2 separate regions of the Mus musculus genome follow, and region 2 is linked to region 1. Evidence: chromatin loops called from intact Hi-C (ENCODE). Cell type or tissue: left cerebral cortex. All regions are shown on one strand.

The links. Hi-C counts contacts between places; a loop is a spot of excess contacts. Peaks named below come from ENCODE experiments on the same cell type or tissue, not always from the same donor. Only the 100,000 strongest peaks of a DNase experiment are listed, where the experiment ranks them.
Region 2: a loop joins it to region 1, with 8 times the contacts of the local background. A loop is called at or near these places in 39 of 42 quality-filtered maps.

What each region holds. Positions count from the first base shown.
Region 1 is chr9:62,036,266-62,044,265 of GRCm38, forward strand. No RefSeq gene overlaps it. Among named protein-coding and RNA genes, the nearest start is that of Paqr5, 13 kb to the left of the region's middle. In left cerebral cortex, a CTCF peak has its summit at 4,082 (motif pointing right); a DNase peak (open chromatin) is centred at 4,092; H3K4me3 peaks cover 192 bases.
Region 2 is chr9:62,239,897-62,247,896 of GRCm38, forward strand. A730043L09Rik (RIKEN cDNA A730043L09 gene) reads right to left here and starts at 4,204. Exons shown (of 3, transcript NR_040769.1): 1 at 4,048-4,204; 2 at 3,792-3,905; 3 at 2,700-3,633. In left cerebral cortex, CTCF peaks have their summits at 4,616 (motif pointing left), 4,817 and 5,932 (motif pointing left); DNase peaks (open chromatin) are centred at 710 and 4,585; H3K4me3 peaks cover 220 bases.

The DNA.
Region 1 (8,000 bases):
CTCCAGTGTCAGAAAGATGCTGAATATCCCCTTAGCTCATAGAAGGCAAGGCTGCTCAGAGCCCAGATAGTCCCAGCCTGGGTTGTTTGTTTTGTTTTTGTTTTTTTACCTGCTATTTCTGCATCTCCCCCTAATGTGGGGAGAAGAGAGGACCCCAGTATTTTCCGAACCTCCTCAGCAGCAGGCCAGCTGGACAGGGAGACCTCTATAATTAGGACCAGAATGGATAACCACCCATGGAAGAAGAACTGGTTCTGAGCCTATGGTTCTTACAGCGTGGGTATGGACATCTCAGAGTTGTGCCTTCAGGAAAGGTGGGAGGGAGTCTGATTGTGTTTTGTCAGCGCCGGACTCAGGAGCCCTCAGAGGCAGGCACCGGAAGTCCCTGCAGCGCTGGCTTCCTGGCCTGGCCTCCCTGTCATGGGGCATCTCAGGCCAGACTGTGGGGTCTGTGACCAACCTGCACATGTGGAAATCTATGTTCACACGGAACATTCAGGTGCTAGGGAAAGCCTCACTGTCAGAGCGCTGAAGGTGAAACCAGCTGGTGTCTGCCAAGCTCGCAGGCCAGGCCAGTCAGCGGTGGCGCTCTCCGCAGGCTCTAGACCTTACCTAATGCTGCCCATGTCTGCCCACATCGCGCCTCACACCTCAGAGGGCTGGAGTGTCGCTTGTGCCCAAAGTGTCCTCTCTAGTCAGGACTTTGTGCCTGGATTGCTTCTCATAAGGAAAGAGGCCTATGTGGAAGTAAAAAAATAAATATGTGTGTTTATGTATTTCTGTTTCTATCTATACCTGGTCTAATCCGGAACAAGTCTATTTCGAGGTTCTTGGCTAATGTTCAAAGAAGGACTCTGGCTCCCCCGTGAACCTGGGGTTTGTGTGGGACCCATCCTACCCTGAAGTGAAGTTGTGATCATTCAGAGCAGATATTTTGTCCATGTGCTGACTAGTTTTATGTCAACTTGACACAAGTTAGAGTAATTTTGGAACACAGAGCAGCAACTGAGAAAATGCCCCCTATCTGATGGGCCTGTGAGCAAGCCTGCGGTGCATTTTCCTGATCCTGGAGGATCCTTGAGGGCCCAGGGCAGTGCAAGCGGTACCTTCCTGAGGGCTGGTGGTTCTGGGTTCTGTAAGAAAGCAGCTAGCACACAACAAGGAACAAGCCAGTAAGCAGCACTCTTCCACGGCCTCAGCATCAGCTCCTGCTTCCAGGTCCCTGCCCTGAGCTCCTGCCCTGACTTCCTACTCATCTGCGTGATCAGGATGTATAAGCTGACATAAACCTCCAAGTTGCTTTTGGTTATGTTGGTCACAGCAATAGAAACCCTAATTAAGGCAGCCCACCATTTTGTTGTTGTTGTGTGCAGGGGTGTCCTCACCTGTGTATCTGGTATAAGAACTTATCCACGTGTGTACTTGTTGGATGCCTTCTATTGCCCTCCGTCTTTTGTGGGGAGGGTCTCTCACTGAACCTGGAGCTCACTCATTGGCTAGACTGGCTGGCCAGTGAACCTGCAGGAGCCTCCTGTCTCTGCCTCCTAGCCATGATTACAGTCATGTGCTAACATGGCCAACTATTTTTATGGGTTCTGATGATCCAAAATCAGGTCTTCATGCTTATGGGGCAAACATTTTACCCATTAAGCCATCTCTCTAGCCACTGACCTCAAATTCTTGATCCTCCTGCCTCAGCCTCCTGAATGTGGTATTCCAGACTTATATCTACATGCTTGGTAGATCCACTTTTCTTCTGGCACTGAGTACTTCCTCTGAAATCTTATAACCTGTTTCCGAGTACTCCTGGTCTACTTCTGGGTACCACTGCTGAGTACTCCTGGTCTACTTCTGGGTACCACTGCTGAGTACTCCTGGTCTACTTCTGGGTACCACTGCTGAGTACCCCTGGTCTACTTCTGGGTACTGCTTATAAGTACTCCTGGCCTACTTCTGGGTACCACTGCTGAGTACTCCTGGCCTACTTCTGGGTACTACTGCTGAGTACTCCTGGCCTACTTCTGGGTACTACTGCTGAGTACTCCTGGCCTACTTCTGGGTACTACTGCTGAGTACTCCTGGTCCACTTCCTACACTGGAATCCACTGAACCAGGAGTGTGGAGACCTAGAAGCATTATAAGATGCTAAGATCCTACAAGAGTGAATGGCCAGTCTGAGGTTACTCCATGACTCACCGCCTCTGCTGGCTGCATCAGCTACCTCCTGTCCTAAGGAGAATTTCCCTCCTCAAGAAGATTCACAACATGGGACCAGGTAGATGGTTCAGTAAGTAGTACTGAAAATCAATGTTGCACATTGATCCCCAGAATCAAAGTAAAAGTATGTGTGCGTGCATGTGTGTGTGTATGTACGTATGTGTGTGTGTACTTAAGGCAGGGTCTTATATAGCCCAGGATGGCCTTGAATGAATGCCCTGTATAGCTATAGATGACTTTGAATTTATGATTCTCCTGCTTCTGTCTCGCACATTCAGGTATTTAGGATGCAGCATCAAGCCTCATTTGTGTAGTGCTGGGGATGGAACCTACGGCTTTGTGGATGCTAGATAGCCATTCTACCAACAGAGCTACATCCTCAGCCCAAGGATCTTAATGTAGGGTTGCTGGAAAAGTTATATTGGATTCCAGGGTAGAATCAGAAGTGACCAGGCAGGATTAGAGTCAGAGCAATCGATCTAGCGACAAGTGGGGGTTAGATAGATGTAGTCAGGCCCTAAGGGTGTCTCTTAGAGCTTGAGAGGCCAGCCAGTGGTGTCTCTCCAGAGCTTTGAAAGGACTCAATTCTGTAGGCATCTGAGTTGAGCATAGTGAAGCCGATTCTAGGCTTCTGAGCCTCAGGACAAGAAAAGAATGAATTCATATTATTTTAGGTCACTATATTTGTGGCAATTTGTGATACCCACTGATATCAAGATAAGCAGGCCTTTACCTGGAAAGGCTCTTTGGAGACCCTGGCAGAGTCCCCTTGAGGGAAGTGAAAACTACATGCTGGCCTCTAAGTACAAAGGTTTTTATTTAGTAGGTGTGAGCTGGCAGGGAAGCTGTTCTTCTAACAGGCCCCTGAGATGCTGAGGCCCTGCGGCCACCACAACAAACCGTGTTGGGCTTCCAACTCCCCCACACTCACAGCTGTCTCCCAGTCCTGTTCACACACAGACTCGGGAGTTAACTTGTTAAATTGCAGGTTCACATGTTCACTGCCTAGCTCCTCTCAGAGAATGACAGGTCCCTGGAAGCAGGACCTTGGCTTTGGTAGGGTCCCCAGGTCTGAAACGGAGTCTCACCACATACAGCCAGTGAGCACCTGCAGCCACATTGACGAGTGAATCCTAGGTGCCGTTCCTGATGCCACAGACATGAATAAGCTCCCACGGGGGTGGAATGAGGTTGAGAAGAAAGGGGGATGAAAGGAGTCCTCGAGTCTTTCATCAGAAAAGGGCTGCAAAGGTGGAGGGGGAGAGCTTAGAGACAGCCCGGCTGCCAGAGCGCTGAAGACAGTCGTGGCCCCTGGAAAGTGGCAAGGAGGGAATCCTAAACACGGAAAGCCCTGGACAGGGCCCCGGGATGACAAGTTCTAGGTGGCAGACTGAATGATATCGGGTTGTAAAGACTCAGCTATGTAATTTTCCCTCTCTTGAGACACTGCAATAATTTACGAAACTAATGTGGGTATGTTTGAAAATATTTATGTCAAATCTGAAAAAGTGTAAAGAAACTGAAACTTGAGCTGAGCGTGGTGACACGTGCCTTTAATTCCAGCATTTGGGAGGCAGAGGCAGGAGGATTGTAGTGAAGCCAGACTGGTCTCCATAGTGATTTCCAGGCTAGCCAGGGCTGCCTTTAAAAAAAAAAAATCTTGGAGAGGCATTGGCTTGTTCTGCGTCTCCACGGAATGAGGTGTCTGCGGCAAGACGCTGGAAAGAACTTCCCTCTGCTCCGCCATAGGAAAGAAGGAGGAAAAAGAGCTGATCAGTTGATGAGGAGAGCAAGGAAGCACCCTCGTTTCTGTGCTTCCCCCAGCATCCTCCGAGTGACGCCTCCGTTCTCCCACTTAGCTCCGCTGAGCCTCCACTGCCCTGCAGGTGGCGCCCTCGTGACGGCTCACACAGTCGCTCTGCTACTGCGTTTTCCAGGGCTCCAAACTCTCCAGCCTTCAGCTCCAGATTGACTCAGAAACCTCTGGCCTGATTTGAAGCGGTCTTCCAACTCCACTCCGTTGAGTTAGGACCCTGCCCTCAGCACTTTTGCTAGGGTGAGACAGATCAAATCCAGAACTGACCCGCAGAGTAGAGACCACCCCCAACTCCCAAGCTCTTGCTTTCCCTTCCACCCTAAAACAATTCAAAACACAGCAGTCCCTCTTCTTTAGACTGTTAGATCAAGAAGCAGGCAAATGCTAATGGTTACTGCTACACTGAAGACACATGTGACCAGGAATTAGGGAAAGTATCTTAGAGGCGACAGGGCAGCTCACTGTTACAACTGCAGTTATTTCATTTATATAAAATATTTGCTAAATTTTAACCAATTTCTAAAAGTTAAATTGGGAAGCTCAGATTTAAATATTTTTTTATTTCAAGTTTTGACATTTACTACAGATAATTAGAATTTTTTCCATTTCCATCCAACAGATACTTATTATTTATTTACTTTGTTTGTTTGTTTGATTGAGACAAAGTTTGTCTGTGTACTCCTGGCTGGCCTGGAACTTGCTCTGTAAACAACTCAGAGATCTGCCTGCCTTTGCCTCCTGAATGCTGTGATTAAAGGCATGCACCACCACATCTGGCTAAGATATGCTTCAATAACTCAGGAAAAAAATCATTTCCACATACCATTTCTAAAGAATTTTTACACCTGATTTAATTTCCATGATGAAAGTGCATTTAAATGTTCTATTCTGAGTATAGCAAATTTTATTTTTTTTAAATATGTATATACATCTGGGGTGAGTGTGTGCGTGGGCGTATGCCTGTGGAGGTGGGAGGGCAACTCTTAGGAATTAGCTATCTTCTTCCACTGTGTAGAGACAGGCTCTCTCTTATTTCCACTGTAGAGTAGCCCAGACCAGGTGGCCAGTCAGCTTCCAGGCAGTCTTCCTGTTTCCACCCCCACCTCACTGTGGGTGCTGGGATTATAGATGGACACTACCACATCTAGCCTTTTCTTTTTAATCACTTATTTTGTGTGTATGAGCTTTTCAGCTGCATGTATGATCTGAACACCACTCATGTGCCTGGTGTCCAAGGAGGTTAGAAGAGGGCATCAGATGCCCTGGATCTGGCCTTACAGGTGGTTTGGGTACCAAACATGGGTCCTCTGAGAGCAGCTAGCGTTCTTAATCATGGAGTCATCTCTTCAGCCCTGCACCTTGTTGGTGAATTTGATTTTAGCTGTTTTATTGGGTTCTTATAAACCCTTCCTCTGTTCCAATGTTTACTCCACCCCATCCCTTCCAATCTCCCAACAAGAGAGAGAGAAGGTTAGAGAGAGAGGGAATGTAGACCTCTTTTGATTGCTTCCTCAATTAGGGACATTGAGTTCCTTAGGGCAAGCTCAAATCTTCTCATCACACTGCATCAAGAACAACTGGGAGCAGCAACAGCAGCAACCCCAGGCCCTCTCAGGCTCTCCCATTTATACTATCTTCGGATTCCCACCCCCCTCGCCACCCCCACCCCCTGATTAAACTATCTGCAGCTGGCAAAATCAGCTCCTGCTAGTGCACGAGGCAAATCATAAATACCCGCCGAGAAGCAGCCTCTTATCCCACACCTGGGATTGAAACAAAAACATCCACATAACTTGATTTTTAAAGAAACCAAAAATTATCACAGCAGCACCTACCTTTCATTTTTAATGGGTTCTAGGGATGAAATGTAGGTTGTCAGGCTTGCTTGCCAAACACTTTTACCAGCTGAACTATCTCGTTGGCCTCACAAATAAGTATTTTCTGACTCTTTGGATCACTGAAAATGAGTACAAATAGAGATCACGAGGGAAGGGCAATTATGAAAGTCCAGGGACCGAAGCAGAGGTCATGGAGAACTGTTGTTTACTGCTTGTTCCTCTGGCCTTCTCTCTTATCAGCCCAAGACCACTGACCTAGGAATAGAACCACCCACAGTGGGCAGTTGGGCCTTCCCACATCAAGTAGCAGTCAAGGTCACTTTGATCTGGACAGTTCCCCAGGTGAAAGTCCTACTTCCCAGATGACTCTAGGTTTATGAAGTTCACTGCTGAGGCTAAGCATGACAAACATACATGCTAGCCTCCCTGAGCTGAATTAACACCCAGCATGGAACACTTTATAACCACGCTCAGAATGTTTCAAGAATCCAATAAACTAGAGCCACTATATTGCTTATTTCTACTGAAATTGTATGTCCTTAAAACAATCATTTACATTTGTGTGTACGTGTGCGTGTGTTTGTGTTTGTGCACGAAGAGGTCAGAGGACAACTTGTGGAATTCAGTTTTCTCCTTACACCACGTGAGTTTCAAGGGTCCAGCTCAGGTCCTCCGTCCTGGCTAGAAGTACTTCTTTCTGCTGAGCCATCTCACCAGCCCAAATGTGTATCTTTTGGTCAACATCAGCCCATCTACCTAGCCCTTGGCAACCACCCTGCTAATTTCAACATCTACATTCGAAAGCAACTTTCTTAGATCACACAGATGAGGGAGCTCAGGTGGTAGCTACCTTTTGTTGCTCTGATTTCTTTCATGTGGCATAATGACCTCCTGGGCCACTTAAGCTTCAACACTGTTGCCACTGGATAAACAGTGGAATTTTATCCTGTTTGGTTCTTTGTAATGGTTAAATAAAATGGTGTACATGGATTGTGTCTTTTTAAAATATTGACTGATTGATTGATTGATTGATTTTTGAGACAGGCATTTCAAAGAGCCCAAAACAGCCTTGAACTTCTTAGGCCTTCTATCTCATTTCCTCAATCCTAGGACTATAGGCCTGCGTCCATGCTGGTTTGTGCTGAGCTGGAGGTGAAGCGGGGCTTTGTGCACTCTTGGCAGGCCCCCTAGCAGCTGAGTGTCATTCCCAGTGTAGCGCTACTTTTTCTTTCTCTGTTGATGGACACATAGGTTGAGTCCATGTCTTGGCTGTAAACAACACTGCAGTAAATATGAAAGTACGGATTTGCCAGGCGTGGTGGCGCACGCCTTTAATCCCAGCACTCGGGAGGCAGAGGCAGGCGAATTTCTGAGTTCAAGGCCAGCCTGGTTTACAAAGTGAGTTCCAGGATAGCCAGGGCTACACAGAGCAACCCTGTCTCGAAAAACCAACCAATCAAACAAACAAACAAACAAAAAAGAAAGTACAGATTTTCTCCTCTGCATACTATTTCCTCTCCTTCAGGTACAGATGGTGTTGAAGAGTCACGGGATCAAAATCTCTAAATACATGATGGGCTTCCACTTGGACTCTGTTCCTGCCAGGGTGCACGGGAGTGAGCCAAGCCCTTGTGTAAGCTAGCCACCCTCGCCACCACCATAACCCAGCCCTCCCTACTGTGCTCTTGCTCCAGGCCCCAGGGATGTTAACAGCCAACTGTGGAGAGTGTGCCCCAGGTTTCCCCATTCCCCTCCTCAGAGGGTCTGAGACTCGAGGGAGACTCACCTGGTCTGAAAGAAGAGGACTTCCTTATTAGCCCAATTCCCTTCCATCATCGGCAGACCCAAAGCGGCCCCTCCTGCTGTCCAGAACTGTTTAAAAGAGCTTCCTAACCCCCACGCAGGTGCACTGTTCCTCCCAGGCCTCTAGACACCAAGTTCTTCTGGCCTTCCCTGCTTTCCAAGAACTGCTGGGCCAGCTTGATCTGGCGGCAGGCAGGTGCATGTTGTCATATGTCACATCACAAGACAGAGACCATGTGTTCCCATTTGCTTTCTGTGACAAACACTGTGACCCAAACAACATGGGAAAGGAAGGATTGATTTCGGTTTACACTTCCAAGTAGCAG
Region 2 (8,000 bases), 200 kb after region 1:
AGATGCAGCCAGTGTTAGGGCTCCACCTGGAAAGATGAGGTCATGCTTACCTCCCACCCTCGGTGTGGCAAAGGGGTGCAGGTTCCAGACTGAGCGCCTCCTGGCCTCATTTCTCCCTTGTTTTGAGTCTGGCTCCAAGTAGGACTCAAAGGGAGTCTAACCTTTGCAAAGTTTGGAGTGTCCTCTCTGACCTCTGGGCTAAAGGACCCCTTTTTTGTGTCTATACCGTCTCCTTCCTCTGTGGTGACTAGCAGGTAGCCCCAGGCTCCTGGCCTACTTGCTCATGCAATGGCTGTCGGCTGACACCATAGATCGCCTGCCCGGGCGCTCTGCTGTGTGATTGATGGGGTCGCTCTTGTTCTCGGTCCCAGAGAGCACCTCTGAATAATAACTTGGCAAAATCGTTCTCTTTTTCCGCTTCCCTATTTCTGACTCATTTGCTCTTTGTAAGTCATCCATCTCTTTTGAGTTAAAAGGAGGAGGGAGAAACATGAGGAGGAGGAGGAGGTTGTAGCCGAGGAGGAGCAGGGACCCCTGTAACACCTCCTCATATTCCAGAGAGGAAGTTAGAGTAGCTGTCACCAGCATTTCCAGTCTGGGGACACTAAGGTGGAGTGAACCTCTGCAAGCAGGTTGGATTTGCAAATGGAACCAGACCGCTTACTCTGGAACCAACGTGACCGTGGGTGGTAGAGGTGTGGGAGATGGAGGTGTGTTCTTTCTGGGGTGCCTGAAATTGCATCTTAAAGGGCAGCTGCCTACTCTGTCGTGTCATACTGTCCTGTCTGCTGCAAGGATAGTGGCATTTGTTGCTCTGGAATGGAGCATCAGAGAAGGTCAGAGGTGAGGGTTCCAGCCAGTCATGCCAGCTCCCTTCATGGAAGACAGAGACAAGAACACCCGCCCTCCTGGAGTTCACACAATACCACATGTGTTAGTCAGGTTCTTTAAGAAAGGATCTGAGACAGAATATGTGTCGCAAGGGAGACTGGGTGCACTGACTTCCGTGATATGGACAGAGTAGCTCAGTGCTAGCTGCCCACACACTGAAGAGGTTGAGAACTCAGAAATTCCTCAATCCACGATGCCGGATGCCTTAGCAGTCCTAGTCTGGTGTTGAAGGCCTGGAGCACTCCTGGAGAACCTCCGGGCTTCAGCCCATATTGAACGGCTGAAGAAACTGGGCTTCTCAAAGCAATGGGATAGACACACTCACCAGCAAGGAGTGAAGATAGGCAGATGTCCTATCTGAACGTCTATCTGCTCTGGGAATCTTCACCCATCCTAGAAACACCTCCATAGATGGACACAGAGGCATGTCTCTTAGGTAATTCCAGATCCAATCAACTAGACAATCAGAATTAGCCTTTACACCGTGCTGAGCCTCCTGCAAGTCCAGAAGGGAACTATAGGTATGCAGCTTTGCGGAGACCTCACTGGCGCTTGGGTGGGCTTCTCTATGCTGTAGCTGCTTTAGAGTCACTGTGCTCCCACGAGTAACCCCACAGACTCCCTGGTCCACTGAGTCATATCCCAGTGGGAGAGTGTCTTTGGTCTGTTCGTGGTGCTCTCTCTGAGCTGTCTAGACATTGTTCACCTCTCCCCAGGAGTCACCCAGGAGTGGAGGTAACTGTGTGTCACTGGAGGGAGGAAAAGCCATTTATTTCCCTTGAATGGCCTTTGAGGGTGTTTAGAAAAATTTATCTGTGTGTTAAAACTCAGATCTAGGCAAATTTGGATTTTTTTTTTTTTTTTTTTTTTTTTTTTTTGCAGCTTTTTCCTTTGCCAAGCTGGATGGTGAGAGTTGGACGTCTGGAAGCTTCCCTTGAGAGGCAGGTCTCCATCCCACCACCCCCTGACGTGGAGCTTGCCCCTTCCTCCTTACAGAATGGATTCCATCATAAAATAAACACCTTGTTGAAATTAACCTTATTTTTAAAGGAGAGCAAGATCACTATAAAGATGAGCCATAAAAAGACTGGCGATGTACTTGTTTGGCACAGACCATGCCCCAGGTGTCTGGACTCCCGTTTGGGCTTGTGCTAAGCTTGGTCCCTGTGTCCACAACTTTATCTTTATATCTGCTCATGATCTATGCAGGCTTTTCAGGCCAGCCTCAGACTTCCATGAGGCTGTTTCTCATTTTAATACTTAGATCACTTAAGCCTGGGACTAAAAATAATGAATAATGCCCATGTCTGGGCATTGGTGTTCCCCCTATACACTGGGTGGCCCATCCCTTGGCCATTACCTGAAATACACTCACTTGAGCTCTTGAAATCTCCCACCTCTGTGTGTAGCATGTGCAGCTATGTGTGGCCGAGTGAGGCCAGGTTCTGATGTCACATGCCTTTCTCTGTCACTCTCCTCCTTATGTTTGGTGTCAGGGTCCCTCATTGAATCTGGAGATAGTTCAGGTTATTGGTCAATAACCTCCCGGGGTCCCCAGTGCAGTGGGGGGACAGGTGCACCCCACCATACACAGCTATTTTTCCTCAGGTACTCATGGTTGTACAGCAGTGGCGTTACCTATTGAGCTATCTCCCCCCATCCAGTATTGGAGATCTCAGGTGACATTACCATCTCTACATTTGTTTATTTAAAAAATATTACATAAGCCATGCATAAGTATATGGATTTAAAATATCATCATGAGTAACTCCTGGCTAAAGTCTTAAGGTTTTATTTTTTATTTATGTGTGTCTTATATGGGGCTTCCATTGCTTCGAAGAGACACTATGACCATGGCAACACTTATAAAGGAAGCTGGCTTATAGCTCAGAGGTTTTGTCCATTGTCACCATGGTGGGAAGCACAGAGGCATATAGGCAGACGCACTGGAGAAGTAGCTGAGAGTTCTACACCTGGATCCACAGGCAGCAGGAAGAGAGAGTGTGACTGAGCCTGGCTTGAGCATCTGAAACCTCAAAGCCCACCCCCAGTGACACACTTCCTCCAGCAAGGCCATATCTACTTTAATAAGGCTACATCTCCTAACAGTGGCACTCCCTCTGAGCCTATGGGAGCCATTTTCATTCAAACCACCACAATGTGTGTAACAAGAGTGTGTGTGGTGCTGCCCACAGAGGCCAGGAGAGACCATAGGATCCCCTGGAACTGGAGTCACAGGCTTTGTGAACCACCAGCTATGGGTACCAAGAACCAAACCCTGGTCCTCTGGAAGAACAGCCGTGCTCATGACTGCTGAGCATGTCTCCAGCATGTGCCCAGGATAAGGAGCTCAGGTGAAAGCAGAGGGTGGGGAGATAGGGTACCCTTGGCAGCTACCTGGGACAGTTCCTAAAGATGGCGCTTTAATATCTGAACTGGAGCCAGACTGTTGGATGCTCACTGCATCCCTGTGATTGGGGGCCACGGGAGAAGGAAACCCTGAGTAGGGTATGGTCACCGGGCTGGGCCCCCCCCCCATGGGTGAGAGAATCATGTAGGAGTGGGAAAGAGGGGGACGGAGAAAAGGGAAAGGGGGGAGGGCATGTGGAGGTCAGAGAACAGTCCTAAGCAGCTGGTTCTCTCTTTCCACCATCTGGGTCCTGGAGTGGCACTCTGGTCGTCAGTGTTGGTGGCGAGTACCTTCATCTGCTGAGCCATCTCTCTGGCCCGTCATTTATTTTTCTGTCACGTGAACAGGCATGTCAGATAGTCTTTTTTAAACATAATGTTCTATTGGGGTTTCTTTTTTTAAAAAAATATACCTTTTGCCACAAAAACATCAATTTTTTTTTTTTTTTTGAGGAAGGATCTCATGTAGCCCACTCTGACCTTGAACTCACCACGGCGCTGAGACTGGCCTTCCATTTCTGATTCTTCTGCCTTCATATCCACACGTGCTGGATTACAGGCGTGGGCTTCGACGTCTGCACCCGACACACATCGATTTGTTCACTCTGTGGATGGTAAAGTGATGGCTCAGAGAGGCACATCTCCAAGCACAGCACAGCAGAAACTATGTCAGTCCAGTGACCCGACTGCTGACCAGGTGTTTGCACAGGGACAATCTCTGCTGCTGTCCCTAACACCGCCCCCCACCTTTTCAGTCTTGTCTGCCAGGCTAGTGACACTTCTCAGTAAAGCTTGTGTGACCTCTCCTCCCATCAGTGTCCTCTGGCTCCCAGCGCATTAACAAACGGCACTTGTGCACCTAACGGTTGGTTTTGCTAATGCCTGCTGTCTCTCAGAGCAGAATGGCTCTGGCAGCGTCACTCCGCCCGCTGTGTTTGCACTCCTGGTCTCCAGATCCCAGCTGACAACTTGATGTGCTGCACTCCTTTCCAGAGCTCGTACGTTTCAGTACTCCCGTGCTCCAGTGACACTCTCAGCCAGCTTAGGCCTGTCCACCTCACGCGTGCTAGGTCTCCGGCACCACAGGTCAGACCCTGGGAAGTTCACAGCTTACAGAGAAGAAGGACAGATACCCACAGATGGTCAGAGACTGAGCCTGGAGGTGCTGCCTGAAGCAGAGAGTCTGTAACAGGGTGCGTCCTCCAGGCCCTCTTTCATTCCATTTAAACCCTTTAGGAACGATCCTGCCTCCGGGTGAAGTGAAGTGAAGCCTCCGGAGATTCCCTGGTTCTACAGCGCCCTCTTGTGGACAACTGGAGTCTGCCTATAGAGAAAGCAAAGGGCACTTTCGATTAGTCATGGGGGACAGAAGGACACTCAATTCTTCCGACCAAGTTCTTTCACCTATGACCAGTGTCTTAGCTCCTTTCCGGGTTAGTTGTATGTCAACTTGACACAGACTTCATTCATCTGGGAAGAGAGACTTGCACTAGCAAAGTGCCCTGTGATATTAGCCTATACATAATCCTATGGGGCATTTTCTTGATTAATGATTAATGTGGGAGGACCCAGCCCTCTGTGGGTTATGCCGCCCCTGGGCTAGAGGTCCTGGATTGTATTAAAAATAATGGGCTGAGCAGGCTGTGGGGAGCAAGCCAGAAAGCAGCCCTCCTCCACAGGCTGTGCTTCAGTCCCTGCCTCTTGTCCCTGCCCTGACTTCCTTTGGTGACTGACACACTACAATGTAGAACTGTAAGATGAAATAAACCCTTTCCCTCCCAAAGTGCTTTATTACAGCAACAGGCGCATAACTAGATGGTTGTTTTCCAGTTCGTTGATAGAAAAGACCCTGGCAAAGACAACTTGAAGAAGGATGGGTTTATTCTGACTCCCAGTTTGAGGTCCAGCCCATCACAGCAGGGGAGAAAATTCCCATAGGGGGGAACCTGAAGCAGAGGCTCAAACTGAATATTCAGTCCAAGAGCAGAGTGCACCTGCAGCTTTCGGGGAGTCTCCTGACTCCATCTCTTGTCTTGCCCTAAGGCAACTGGGATTACAGACATGTGCTATCATGTCTGCCTTTGTGTGGGCTCTAGGGGGTCCAAATTTGGAACCTCATACACATGTGGCAAGTGCTTTTACCCACTGTCCCACCTTCGATTACTGGAGACTGTGGGGAAGGCCCTAGCACCAGGCCTGGCCCCAGCTCCAACAGGCGAAGCTTCGTGCGAGTGAGCCCCTCTTTTCCAACCACCTTCACTGGAACAACCAGGGCATGTGATTAGCCTCGGTCCCAGTGGAAAAGACTGACGAGGAGAGGTTGTCAGGGTGGCTACGTCCCAGGTGGCTGGATTCTTAGGTATGTAAACCAGATGACTGGATGCAGAAAGGTATTGTCTGCATCTCGCTTCTCAGAAGATCAATGAGGCATGGGTAAAAGGAGGGCAAGGGACCAAGATAGACAGACAGACAGACACACGTGCACACACAGAGGAGGAAAACATCATAGATGCACATCACAGAGCTGTCTGAACTTTGGCTATAAAATTAGTATCACAGCTTGGCTGCTTGGCCCGTATTTCTGTATTTCTTGTTGCAACCTTGGACTCAGCCTCACTGCCCCCTGCAGGCTGCAGGGCTTTACCTCATTCCAGTAAGACTACCCCTACCAAGGCCCATGATAGATAGAGTCCTTCTTCTCGTTTTTAGCAGGGCTGGAATCAAAATGCCCTCTAAGCAAGCACTCTTATCATGCCCGGCTCCGACAGCTCAGTCCTGGAGAGCGAGCTACAGGTAGATAATACAAGCATCTGTATCCTATCAGGGAGGAAACAGGAAGAGCAGGAAGTACATGCCCTGCACCTATTGTCCTCTAAGGACAAAATACAGATTCCAGCTCAGGGTGAATGAAGCTCAAACTAGAGAAATTGGAAATTGAAAACCACCGAACCTCAAGGTTTCATAATTAAAGTTAAGATCAGAGGCTACGCGCTTCAGCTGTGATTAATGAGAAATCTCAGAAGAAGGTTCAATGTAATAAAGCTGTTGGCTCAAGCGGCTTGGGGAGAGCGAAGCTCTGCGTCTGCTTTACCCTGTGTTTATTCAGATCAGGGAGAAGCGGGCTGCGAGTATTCGTATGCCGGCAGCTAGGCATTTTAAATTACATCGAGCCTTTGCTTCTGGCTCGCTGTTACAAAATGGGGTTTCTAATGGATTCATATACGTAGACGCACACAGAGCAAAGCCAGCACCCTGCAAATATTTGCCGTGGTTGTTATTTACCAGAAAGGGCAGAGCTTCTTTGCAATATCCTAAGGTTTATCTCTCAAAGACTGCTGGCTGGAGTTTAAGCCTTTGGATGTTTGTTATTGAAAATGACATCTGTTTAACTGTTTCTTGTGAGAAATTGTGTCTGTTTACTTGAACTTATAAGCTGTGTTTATCAAAGGAATTTGAATCCACTCATGACAATCTTGAGATTAATTAAAAAGCCACACAGAGTCTGTTTCCAATGAACTCTACCAGTCTAAACACCCACACCAGCTCTCTTCCAAATGCTCTCAAGAATATCAAAGCAGGGCTGGAGAGATGGCTCAGTGGTTAAGAGCACTTGACTGCTCTACCAGAGGTCCTGAGTTCAATTCCCAGCAACCACATGGTGGCTCACAACATCTGTAATGGAATCTGATGTCTGATGCCCTCTTCTGGGTGTGCCTGAAGACAGCTACAGTGTGTGTGTGTGTTTGCATATGTGTGATATCTATATCTATATCTATATATATCTATAGATATATATATAGAGAGAGAGAATATCAAAGCAGGGGCAGAGATATGATGACTCAGCTGGTACAGGTGTTTGCCACCAAGCCTGATGACCTGAGTTCAATTCCTAGGAACCACACGGTGGAAGGAGTAAACCAGCTCCTGAAAGTTGTCCCCTGCCCTCCACATGTACCCCATGGCTCTCACACAAACAAAATTAATAAATAAAATGCAATAAAACCATGCTTTAAAAGGGCGCTGCTAAGGAAAAAAGTAGGGAACATGGACTCAGCCAAATGAAGATATGGTATTAGGGTTGCTATTTGTGCTGGCTGGTTTTATGTCAGCTTGACACACAAGTTACAGTTATCTAAAAGGAAGGAACCTGAGTTGAGAACTCTCTCTCTCTCTCTCTCTCTCTCTCTCTCTCTCTCTCTCTCACACACACACACACACCTTTTTTTTATTCTTTGTGAGTTTCATATCATGCACCCAAGTCCAGCTTGTCTCCCTGTTCCCTTATATCCTCCCTTGCAAACCACTCTCCAAAATAAAAAGAAAAATACACAGACAAACAAAGCATAGAAAACAAACATCTCACGAGGGAAGCTGTCCCACAGTAGATCCCTCTGTCCACACATCTTCACTTGCAAATGTTCATTGCAATGAGTCCTTGACCCCTGGCTTCTCTGACACCATCAATCCTCACTGGGTCTCCTCCTGTTTATCCTGTGTCATGGAGATCCTGGGACTTTGGATCAGCAAGACTTGCCCTTTCACGTGTCCCAACCGTTTGCAGATGATATAGATTTGGGGGTGGACCAACTTGCTCTGGGCCCAGGTGGTAGCTGAGCTAGCTAGTCAGTGCCCTGGCTTTCCCTTATCCTCCCCACCTCTCCAGCACTGATTCCGATAGCCACCTGATGCTGCTGCCATCA